Linked DNA regions of Homo sapiens: region 1 is linked to region 2. Evidence: chromatin contacts called from ENCODE Hi-C or POLR2A ChIA-PET data. All regions are on one chromosome and are shown on one strand. Each heading gives the region's core, a stretch centred on a gene start or an enhancer-like site at or near the end of the contact. The rest is flanking DNA. Distances are from core to core; before and after follow the strand shown.

Region 1 (5,322 bases), core at 2,823-5,322, 1.0 Mb before region 2:
GTGGGTCTAACACTCAGTAGGTCCTCAACAAACATTCGTTAAGATACTAAAGTGGCAGGGTGGGGCCCTGTAAACAGCTTCAGGACCCTGTGCTTGTAGGGGCAACGTGGTGCCCTCCAAGGAAGACAGGGAGGTGGGAGGAGCACTGCCCAGAGATGGCGTCAGGCTGCAAGACTTCTTGAATAATTCAGCATCATAACAACCCAGCCTCAGGAAGGGATAGGGCACGGCCAGGACGAAACATTAGGAGGCGATGGACAATGGGATTCCCACGGGGCAGCTTCTGCGCACTGGACGTTCCCTAACCTGAGGCTCTCTAAAGAGGAAGGTTAGGAATCCTCTGAGCTTCGGTGGGCTGGACTCACTGTGGGAATTCAATCGCCCCCATCCACCAACAGTGTGCTGGCGGGAAAACGCCGACACGCATGCGTAGTTCTCGCGCCGGCTCCTCTCTCTCTCTCTCTCTCTCTCGCTCGCTCTCTCGCTCTCTCGCTCTCTCTCGCTCGCTCTCTCGCTCTCGCTCTCTCTCTCTCTCCGGCTCGCCAGCGACACTTGTTCGTTCAACTTGACCAATGAGACTTGAGGAAGGGCTCTGAGTCCCGCCTCTGCATGAGTGACCGTCTCTTTTCCAATCCAGGTCCCGCCCCGACTCCCCAGGGCTGCTTTTCTCGCGGCTGCGGGTGGTCGGGCTGCATCCTGCCTTCAGAGTCTTACTGCGCGGGGCCCCAGTCTCCAGTCCCGCCCAGGCGCCTTTGCAGGCTGCGGTGGGATTTCGTTTTGCCTCCGGTTGGGGCTGCTGTTTCTCTTCGCCGACGGTAGGCGTAATGAATATTTCGACCTTTGGATCTTAGCTGTCCCCTCCCTGCGTTCGCACTTAACCTTTTTCACCATTATTATTATTATTGTTATTATTATTATTTTTTGAGGGAGTCTCGCCCTGTCGCCCAGGCTGGAGTGTAATGGCGCCTTCTTGGCTCACTGCAACCTCCGCCTCCCGGGTTCAGGCGATTCTCCGACCTCAGCCTCCCAAGTACGTGGGATTACAGGCACCCGCCACCACGCACGGCTAATTTTTTGTATCTTTTAGTAGAGACGGGGTTTCACCATGTTGGTCAGGCTGGTCTCCAATTCCTGACCTCGTGATCCGCCCGCCTCGGCCTGCCAAACAGCTGTGATTATAGGCGTGAGCCACCGCGCCCGGCCAACCATCATTATTATTTTTAACGGTAAGGATGGTCAGATTTTACTAATGAAGAAGAGATTATAAAATCTTCAAGTCTTTATATCCACTTGCTTTTTGAGGGGTGGAGTGGGAAGAAGGTTATGTAATTCATACGTTCTTCAGACATGTGACAAACATTCACGGAGCCCGGCGACGAGCGTCGGGGTTGGGATTCGCACTGGAGCTGCAGATGGGTGCCAGGATGGACTGGTCCCTACCCTCCGCTTGAACCTAGGAGGCGGAGGTTGCAGTGAACCGAGATCGTGCCACTGCACTCCAGCCTGGGTGACAGAGATACTCCGTCTCAAAAAAAAAAACAAAACAAAAAACAAGCGGACTGGGCGCAGTGCCTCACCCTGTAATCCCAGCACTTTGCAAAGCCAAGGCGGGAGGATCCTTTGAGTTTAGGAGTTTGAGACCAACCTGCGCAACACAGTAAGACCCCGTCTCTACAAAAAATACAGAAATTAGCCAGGTGTGGTGGTGTGCGCCTATAGTCCCAGCTATTCTGGAGGCTGAGGTGGGAGGATTGCTTATTCTGGAGGCAGAGGTTGCACTGAGCCGAAATCAAGCTACTACACTCCATCCAGGGCAACATACGGAGACCCTGTCTCAAACAAACAAACAAAAAATTGCTCAGTACCTGGCCAAAAAAGAAGAGGCTCACTATGCAGAGGGGAAGTGGAAGGAGATGTTTGGACTTCTAAACTCAATAGAGCAGGAGAGGCAAATGTAGAATGTGCTCAGGAAATATCTGTGAGATGAATGAACTTGAGGGAAGTAAGGTACTAGATATTACCTGCCCTACCCAGAACAAATCCTGTGCAATGTTTCCTTGAAAAGTGAGAAGTCTGGAAGGGGTGGCTACTGACATAGTGAAGCAACTAGTTCAATTCTACAACTTGACAGCTACCCCTGTGCCAGGCTATCTACGAGGATACTTAGAATGCATAAGACATTCCTTCAAGGAACTCCAGGAACAGAGGCCTGACATGTTGCAATGTTTAGTGTCAAGCAGTGTACTAGAGACACATTATCACACTCAAACCTCACAACAATTCTGTGAGGTAGGAGTTATCACTCCCCTTTTATAGATGAAACAGAGGCTTAGAGTGATTGATTTATTGAAAGTCAAACAGCCAGTAAATGGTGTAGCCAGGATTCCAAACTTGCTGTCTCACTGAGACTGTACTTAATTACTGGAGGGACCGGGTGTGGTGGCTCATTGCTATAATCCCAACACCTTGGGAGGCTGAGGCTGGTGGATCACCTGAGGTCAGGGGTTCGAGACCAGCCTGGCCAACATGGTGAAACCCCATCTCTACTAAAAATACAAAAATTAGCTGGGCATGGTGGTGGGCTCCTGTAATCCCAGCTACTCAGGAGGCTGAGGCAGGGCAATTGCTTGAGCCGAGATCACACTGCACTCCAGCCTGGGCAACAGGGCAAGACTCTGTCTCAAAACCAAAAAAAAAAAAATTACTGGAGGAACCTAGAAGAAGAAATGATCAATTTTGCTTGGAGTGTATCTAGAAAGACTTCACTGAGATCATTTAAAGAACAAAAAGGATGGCTGGGGTCCAGCGCAGTGGCTCATGCCTGTAATCCCAGCACTTTCGGATACCAAGGCAGCAGATCACCTGAGGTCCAGAGTTTCAGACCAGCCTGGCCAACATAGTGAAACCCCATCTCTACTAAAAATAAAAAAATTAGCTGAGCATGTTGGAGGGCACCTGTAATCCCAGCTACTTGGGAGGCTGAGGCAGGAGAATCACTCGAACCCAGGAGGTGGAGGTTGCAGTGAGCCAAGATCACGCCACTGCACTCCAGCCTGGGCAACAGAGTGAGACTCTGTCTCAAAAAACAACAACAACAAAAAATACAAACAAGAGACAAGTAGTTCCCAGGTGCCTACCAAGTGGTCAGGCACTGCACTTACCTCACTGACTGCAGTAACCACCCTTTGAGGTTGTGGCATTGCCTCCATTTTCCAGGCAAGGAAATGGGCTGAGAGCTGGGATTAGTCAGGTCATGACTGTGTGTGCCACTCCCGCTAAATCTCATTTGATGTGGTTCATGAGGCCACACCATGGACAGCTTCCTCCTTGTGTCCACTGAGGATATGGCTTTGTACAACACTTTGGTTTTTGAACGACTTTACAAACCTCCCTGTCTTGTGAGGAAGGAAGAACAGTTATTACCATCTGCATCTGATGATGAAACAAGGGACGCTGCAGAGGAGCCGCACTGACCACTCCCTCCCTCCAGTCCTGTCATCCCACTGCCAGTGTCCCACCCTCTTGTGCCCTGCACTTCACTGGCTAATAACCCCCCTCACTTTTTCCTCTGTGAAGCCATCCTGGATAATTCCCCACCCACGAATGGTCCCTCCTCATCTCAGAGAGCTCTCCATGCACACCTGTTACCGTTTCTGTCTTTATCTGTAAATATCTGTGTGTCTGACTTCCATGCCTCACACACCTCTATAGGGCAAAGACTGTCTTAAACATCTTGGTAGTGTCAGTATTTTGCACAGTGAAGTTTTTTTTTTTAAATTATATCAGCTTTATTTGTACCTTTTTGACATTTCTATCAAAAAAGAAGTGTGCCTGCTGTGGTTCCCATCCTCTGGGATTTAGGAGCCTCTACCCCATTCTCCATGCAAATCTGTGTTCTAGGCTCTTCCTAAAGTTGTCACCCATACATGCCCTCCAGAGTTTTATAGGGCATATAATCTGTAACAGATGAGAGGAAGCCAATTGCCCTTTAGAAATATGGCTGTGATTGCCTCACTTCCTGTGTCATGTGACGCTCCTAGTCATCACATGACCCATCCACATCGGGAAGCCGGAATTACTTGCAGGGCTAACCTAGTGCCTATAGCTAAGGCAGGTACCTGCATCCTTGTTTTTGTTTAGTGGATCCTCTATCCTTCAGAGACTCTGGAACCCCTGTGGTCTTCTCTTCATCTAATGACCCTGAGGGGATGGAGTTTTCAAGTCCTTCCAGAGAGGTAAGAGAGAGAGCTCCCAATCAGCATTGTCACAGTGCTTCTGGAATCCTGGCACTGGAATTTAATGAATGACAGACTCTCTTTGAATCCAGGGCCATCATGGCTCTTTGAGCAAGGCACAGATGGAGGGAGGGGTCGAAGTTGAAATGGGTGGGAAGAGTGGTGGGGAGCATCCTGATTTGGGGTGGGCAGAGAGTTGTCATCAGAAGGGTTGCAGGGAGAGCTGCACCCAGGTTTCTGTGGGCCTTGTCCTAATGAATGTGGGAGACCGGGCCATGGGCACCCAAAGGCAGCTAAGCCCTGCCCAGGAGAGTAGTTGAGGGGTGGAGAGGGGCTTGCTTTTCAGTCATTCCTCATTCTGTCCTCAGGAATGTCCCAAGCCTTTGAGTAGGGTAAGCATCATGGCTGGCAGCCTCACAGGATTGCTTCTACTTCAGGCAGTGTCGTGGGCATCAGGTGAGTGAGTCAAGGCAGTGGGGAGGTAGCACAGAGCCTCCCTTCTGCCTCATAGTCCTTTGGTAGCCTTCCAGTAAGCTGGTGGTAGACTTTTAGTAGGTGCTCAATAAATCCTTTTGAGTGACTGAGACCAACTTTGGGGTGAGGATTTTGTTTTTTTTCTTTTGAAACAGAGTCTTACTCTGTTGCCTGGGCTGGAGTGCAGTGGTGCAATTTTGGCTCATTCCAACCTCTGCCTCCCAGATTCAAGCGATTCTCTTGCTTCAGCTTCCCAGGTAGCTGGGATTACAGGCGGCCACCACTACGCCCAGCTAATTTTTGTATTTTTAGTAGAGACGGGGTTTCACCATGCTGGCAAGGCAGGTCTCAAACTCCTCACCTCAGGTGATCCGCCCACCTCGGCCTCCTAAAGTGCTAGGATTACAGGTGTGAGCCCCTGCGCCCGGCCAAGGGGTGAGGAATTTTGAAACCGTGTTCAGTCTCTCCTAGCAGATGTGTCCATTCTCCATGTCTTCATCAGACCTCACTCTGCTTGTACTCCCTCCCTCCCAGGTGCCCGCCCCTGCATCCCTAAAAGCTTCGGCTACAGCTCGGTGGTGTGTGTCTGCAATGCCACATACTGTGACTCCTT
Region 2 (6,109 bases), core at 733-3,232:
ATTGGAGACCAAGGAAATCGTGCGAGAGTAAACAGAGGTTTCAACACAGGAGTGCCCTTGACTCTTTTTTGAAAACTAGCTACTTAAAAAAATAGCCAGAGAAATTTCACTGAAAAAACTAAATAACAAATATTTATTGAGAATCTACTATGTGTCCAATACTTCAGGAAAATACAAAAGCAGTATGACTTAGTAGCTGCCCTCAGGGAGCTTACAATCTAATTTAAGAAACAATTCAGAAACTGAAGCTAGACTGAGTTGGGTAAAATTTGCTACCTCTAACAGAACAACTAATTTCTGTAGATGCTTTGTTGAAATGGCCCCTGCATCCCCTTCCCCACCACCTTGATATCTAGTTAGTAAGAGTACTTCCCAGTTAGGACATAGCAAGGAGGAGCTTTAAAGATGAAAAACAAAACAGGACATTTTTAGGCCTTTCATCACTAGTTTATGTGCCAGCAATATTTCCCATTCACAAAGGAAACAATCATTGAGATAGTCTAATCTTTAAGGACAATGGTGTCAGATCTCAAAGCAGTTTTATCAACTGATACACAGCCAAAATGTTTTAATTCTCTGTAATCATTGGGATAGTCTAATCTTTAAGTACAATGGAGACAGATCTCAAAGCAGTTTTATCAACTGATACACAGCCAAAATGTTTTAATTCTCTAGAAACGCTGGTTACTAGTAATGTCCATCACCTCCCAGCAAGTCACATCAGGTATCCCCAAAACAGGATATGCGGCGGAGGAAGGTAGGATGGGAGAGAAGACAAAAAAAAAGGATTTCTCCATTTAATAATCAGGGAGAGTCAAAGGCAAAAACGTTAACAATAATAACAAAAACGCCTGTTACTGTGGTGTTTTTCTTTCCACAACATCCTACACCAGAGGTGGCTACATTTCAAGAATGGTGGAAAAGGAGCAGTCTCCAGTTTGTGACATCAGTTTGCAAAGCAATTTAAGGGCTGTCCACAAGGTTAAGGGTTTGAAGAAACTGGGCATTCCTGTACCATTATGAGAAGAGTGAACAAATACCCCAGTGCTCTAGTGACGTCCCTTAAGCGTAAATACACCCTATGGGGGCCTCCATGTCCAGCTTCCCAAATAACACAATTGTTTGGGGTACCCAAACTACAGTATAAACAGGAAGCTAAAGACAGCAGCAAAAACATATTCCAAGAACTGGGTTGGTGAGAAAGAAGGGAGGGTAATAAGAGGAGCTGACAAAGAGCCTGGAAACGGAGAGGGGACGCAAGCCCACGGGTGGAGGATGGGAGGCTCACCCCCCTCAGCGCCACATCGAGAGCCCACGGGGCCAATCTCCTCCCTACCTCCCAGCCGGAACAAATTAATCCTTCGCACACCAAACTGAGGGCCACATGGGGGAGTTTGGGGGAGCTCCACCCCATCGCCCTCCCTCCCCCACGCCACCCCCAAACCAGGCCGGATCCGGATCAGAGGAGGCCCGCAGTGGGTGGAAAGGGAGGAGGCCCTCTCCTCCGCAGGCACCGGCCGGGGTGAAGAGAGAGCCCTACCTCAGGCAAGGCCCAGGCCTCGCTCGCTCGCGCTCTTTCTCGCTCTCCCCTCTCAGGCTCTAGCCGCATGGCCCCCCCTTCCTACGGCTGCTCCAAGCCCCGCCCCGGCCACGCTCCCAAATCGAGGCCCCGGCTCTGGCGCGGCCCACTAGGCCGCGAACCCAACCATAAACAAAACCTCCGGGGGCCGACTCGAGGTGGGGGGCGCCAGGGCTCGCATGACTCGGGGGGGGGTGTACAGTGGGGGAACACACGGTGTGGGGGGGCCTACCGAGGGAGGGGATACGGCGGGGGCAGGGGAGAAAAGAGGGAGGGTAAAAGGGGGATCGCGGATTTAAAGGGGCCGCGGACAATACCCGGCCCCGCCGCGCTGCCGCTGCCGCCGCCGCCGCCGCCAACGCCGCTGCGCTCCCAACTTTACCTCAGTCTCCTCCACACTGACACCCCGGGCCGCGCCGCCCCTGTCACGTGATATAAGATTCCCTCTTCCCCACCCCCTCCCTCCTTTTCCCTCTCGCGCTCGCTCTCGCGCCTTCCCCCGCCCACTTGCCTTCCTGCGTCCCTCAGCGCGTGACGCTAAAAGGGGCGCGCACGCAAGCGTGCGCGTGCCGCCTCGCCACGAGACACCTCTTTCCGGCTCCGCGAGTCCACCCCGCCTCCTTCACGGCGGCCCTGCCTCCACCACGTGACGCACGGATGGCCGCCGCTTCCTCTTACTGTCGTAGTTCCGCGTCTGAGCGCTCGACGCTCCTGGGTGCCATTGCCTGCCTGAGTCACGTGTCAGGGGGAAGCTGGAAGGCGTCGTTCTCCTTTCCCAGCTCTCCTGCCTGTCCGCCATGTTTTCAGGCCGGGTCTGGCTTGGTCTTCCCCCGTAAGGAAATGGCCGGGGAGCTCCAGGGGACCCAGGCGCCGTCGCTTCGGCGGAGCCTGGGCTGACCAGCCAGGACAGCGGGGTAAACCCGAACAATTCTGCGCGAGGTAGGGAGGCCATGGCGTCCGGCAGTAACTGGCTCTCCGGGGTGAATGTCGTGCTGGTGATGGCCTACGGGAGCCTGGTGAGGAGATTACCCCACCCCATTCCTGCTGTCGCATCTTACCCAGTAGAGACCCTCCTTTTGAGCTGTACCCCGTCTGCATTCTCCACCCACTCACCTGCGCCTATCCGGGCTTTGACTCCTTATTCCAGGAGTAGGTGGGAGTTTAAGTCACTTAGTCGGGCCGACCCGCCCTCGTTAGTCTAGAACCCTCCCTTTAACGCTAGAGCACAGACCCCACGCCTCCCTGCTGCTGGCTTCTTAGATCCACCCCCATCATAACGGCCTTGCTTTGCCCCAAGTTTTACCCTGAAACATTCCTGAGAGCCGGAATCTGGGGATTTGGAATGAAGGCATGCTTTTTTAAAAAAAAAACAAAACAAAACTGACTTTTTATTAAAGGATTTTTACATCTTTTTGGACAGGTGTTTGTACTGCTATTTATTTTTGTGAAGAGGCAAATCATGCGCTTTGCAATGAAATCTCGAAGGGGACCTCATGTCCCTGTGGGACACAATGCCCCCAAGGTAGGTCCTTAGGGCACAAGTTAAACATACTTCTCCAGATCTTTTAGGGTCAAGAATGAGATTTCCTCTGCCTTTAGTGATGACTTTAATTCTCATGTTTCTTTGCGTGCACTTGTCCTTGTACTTACTAAGTTGAGCAGGCACTGTGCGCTTTGGAACTTGGCTTACCTGCTCAGTGCTGTGGCAAGCATGTGGCTCATCCTGGAACTTCTGTTTTTGTATCTGCAGAATGAAGGGCTTGGGTCGAAGTTCCCAACTGTTTGTAGTAAAATATTTCCCAGCTCATCTTAAACTACCCAGTGTTTTTTGTTTGATTAGGATGGGGTTGAGATCATTAAGGTTAACCCAAGAGCAATGAGAAGGGTTACCTTTACATAATTTTAGACTTAAGAGGAGCTCCATAAATCATCTAATTCCACCATTCATGTTACCAAGAAGCCCAAGAAAAGGAGGCAGTTTACCAGAAGACGTATAGGAAGTGAATAACCCAGTGGTCTTTTATCTTTGTCTGTACTTTCTCCTTAGGTGACTGTCTTCCTTTCCTTGGCTTTAGCTACAGATGAAATTTTATCTCTATCCTAGAACTCTTTCCTGAGTTCCTTACATATATTGCCAACTGATTACCTGACATTTCCACTTAGATTTGTAGTAGACATCTCAAACCCAACATTTGTGAATCAGAATTATTGCTATCCCACTGCCACTCTCATTCTGCTTCTTTAGTCTTTCGCTTCTAAGTAAAAGACACCTGCTTCCCTTACCAACCCCCTTTTGTGTGGCTCTCCCCAGATCACTGGGACCCAGCTCCACTGGCTGAATTTTCCACCCTTTTTGCTCCTGTGATCTGGAATGGTCTTCAATTGGCTAGCTCATTCATTCTTTTGATCTTAGCTTAAATGTTACTTCCAAAAAAGGAATGCTTATTACCTATTTTAAAGTAGGTTCCCCCTCTCTTTATTTTCACATGGTACCCTGATTTTTCCTTCATAGCATTTACCATAATTTTTATGTTTGTCCATTTGTTTAAAACATGCCTCTCTCTTCCGCTAGACCGTAAGCTTCAAGAATGCAGGCACCATGCCAGTTTTGTTCACGACTATAAAGCCAGGACCTACACATAGTAGGTACTCAGTAATTTCTTGTTGAATGAAAAACAGGTTAGTGCCAGGGCCTACACATAGCAGGTACTCTGTAATTTGTTGCTGAATGAAAAACAGGTTAGTTGTAGAGCTAGAGCTCATGACTCCCTCAACTCCTAGAGCACTGTACTTTCATTAACAAGTGCTATTAACCTTCCCCTCTTTGTTCTTTGCTGACATAGTACATGAAAAGGCTCTAGGAGGATGTCCTGGCTTGAAACCTTAACAGTCCTGCCTGCCTCATGAGAAAGACATAGGGTTAGTTTCTAGCACATCATGAACCAATCAATACTTTGGCTATTCAGGGGTCCCTTGGTCTAGTTCAGAGCAATATTCCTTTTGCTTAAAAATTTTTTCTAAATTCTCAACCATTGCTAGTGAAAGTATAAATTAGTAAAACCACTTTGGAAAATAACTGGTCATTGTCTGGTAAGATTGCACATGTACCTAATCCATGGTCCAACAGTTTCTCTCCTACCATAGAGAAATTAAGTTTTGCTCATGTGTACCAAGAAACATGTGCAAGATTATTTATAGGGGCATTGTTCATAATATTTGAAGAAGAAACTTAATTCAAATGTCCACTTTTCAATTATTATATAGGCTGAGTGCAGTGGCTCATACCTGTAGTCCTAGCACTTTGGGAGGCTGAGGCCAGAAGATCATGTGAGCCCAGGAGTTACAGACTGCAGTGAGCTATGATTGCACTGATGCACTCCAGCATGGGCAAGAGCAAGACCTTGTTTCTAAAAAATAGGTAGTGGTATATTCATATTCTGGAATAGTGTAAAAAATGAAAAACTGAAGATAAATATATGAAGACAAGTCCTCAAAATACTTCTGAATGAAAAAAATTGCAAACATGAATCTCAAAAACATGCTGAGTGGGCCGGGCATGGTAGCTCATGCCGGTAATCCCAGCACTTAGGGAGGCCGAGTTGGGCAGATAACACTTGAGGTCAGGAGTTCGAGACCAGACCAGCCAACATGGTGAAACCCAATCTCTACTAAAAATACAAGAAAAAAATCCTAACTACTCGGGACGCTGAGGTAGGAGAATCCCTTGAACCCAGGTGGCAGAGGTTGTAGTAAGCTGAGATCAAACCACTGCACTCCAGCCTGGGTGACAGAGCGAGACTCTGTCTCACCAAAAACAAAAAAACCATGCTGAGTGAAGAAAGCCAAAATGCCGTTCACAAGAGAATATGTACCATGTGCTTCCACCCCATTTATATGAAATTCTAGAACAGGCAGAACTGTAAAAGAGTACATCATGTTGCCTGGGCTGGGAGAGGGGAGATTTCCAGGTGATGAAAATATTCTTTACTTTGATTGACGTGGTGGTGAAGGGGGTATGTTCATTTGTCAAACTCATCAATTTATATACATAAAATGAATGCATTTATTGTATGTAAATTCAACCTCAATAAAGTATATTTGAAAAATTTTGCTGGGTGCGGTGGCTAACGCCTGTAATCCCAGCACTTTGGGAGGCTGAGGCAGGTGGATCACCTGAGGTCAGGAGTTCAAGACCAGCCTGGCCAACACGGTGAAACCCCGACTGTACTAAAAATGCAAAAAAATTAGCTGGGCGTGGCGGTGTGTGCCTGTAATCCCAGCTACTCAGGAGGCTGAGGCAGGAGAATCACTTGAGCCCCGGCGGAGGTTGCAGTGAGCAGAGATCACACCATTGCACTCCAGCCTGGGTGACAGAGTGAGTCTCTGTATCAAAAAAAAAAAAAATTTAAGGCCAGGCGAGGTGGTTTACACCTGTAATCCTAGCACTTTGGGAGGCCGAGGCAGGCTGATCACGTCAGCTCAGGAGTTCGAGACCAGCGTAGGCAATATGGGGAAACCCTGTCTCTATAA

The links. Hi-C counts contacts between places; a loop is a spot of excess contacts on that map. ChIA-PET counts read pairs that join two places held with the same protein, here RNA polymerase II (POLR2A). Pooled maps may share reads with other maps.
Region 1: a loop to region 2 is called in a map with no recorded cell type, with 8 times the contacts of the local background. The contact joins the promoter of GBA1 here to the promoter of UBAP2L in region 2. A Hi-C loop is called at or near these places in 1 of 37 single-sample maps with no recorded cell type and 3 of 50 pooled maps. POLR2A ChIA-PET finds 5 or more read pairs at or near these places in 1 of 52 experiments (activated CD4-positive, alpha-beta T cell).

What each region holds. Positions count from the first base shown.
Region 1 is chr1:155,239,999-155,245,320 of GRCh38, reverse strand. GBA1 (glucosylceramidase beta 1) reads left to right here and starts at 4,072. Exons shown (of 11, transcript NM_000157.4): 1 at 4,072-4,235; 2 at 4,604-4,691; 3 at 5,244-5,322. The coding sequence starts at 4,209. RefSeq lists an enhancer at 564-1,527.
Region 2 is chr1:154,216,828-154,222,936 of GRCh38, reverse strand. It overlaps UBAP2L (ubiquitin associated protein 2 like), which reads right to left and starts at 1,982. Exons shown (of 27, transcript NM_014847.4): 1 at 1,962-1,982. It overlaps LTAP1 (lipid transport auxiliary protein 1), which reads left to right and starts at 2,347. Exons shown (of 7, transcript NM_001098616.3): 1 at 2,347-2,595; 2 at 3,000-3,101. The coding sequence starts at 2,530. RefSeq lists silencers at 1,809-1,958, 2,819-2,888 and enhancers at 1,479-2,226, 2,209-2,648, 2,227-2,974.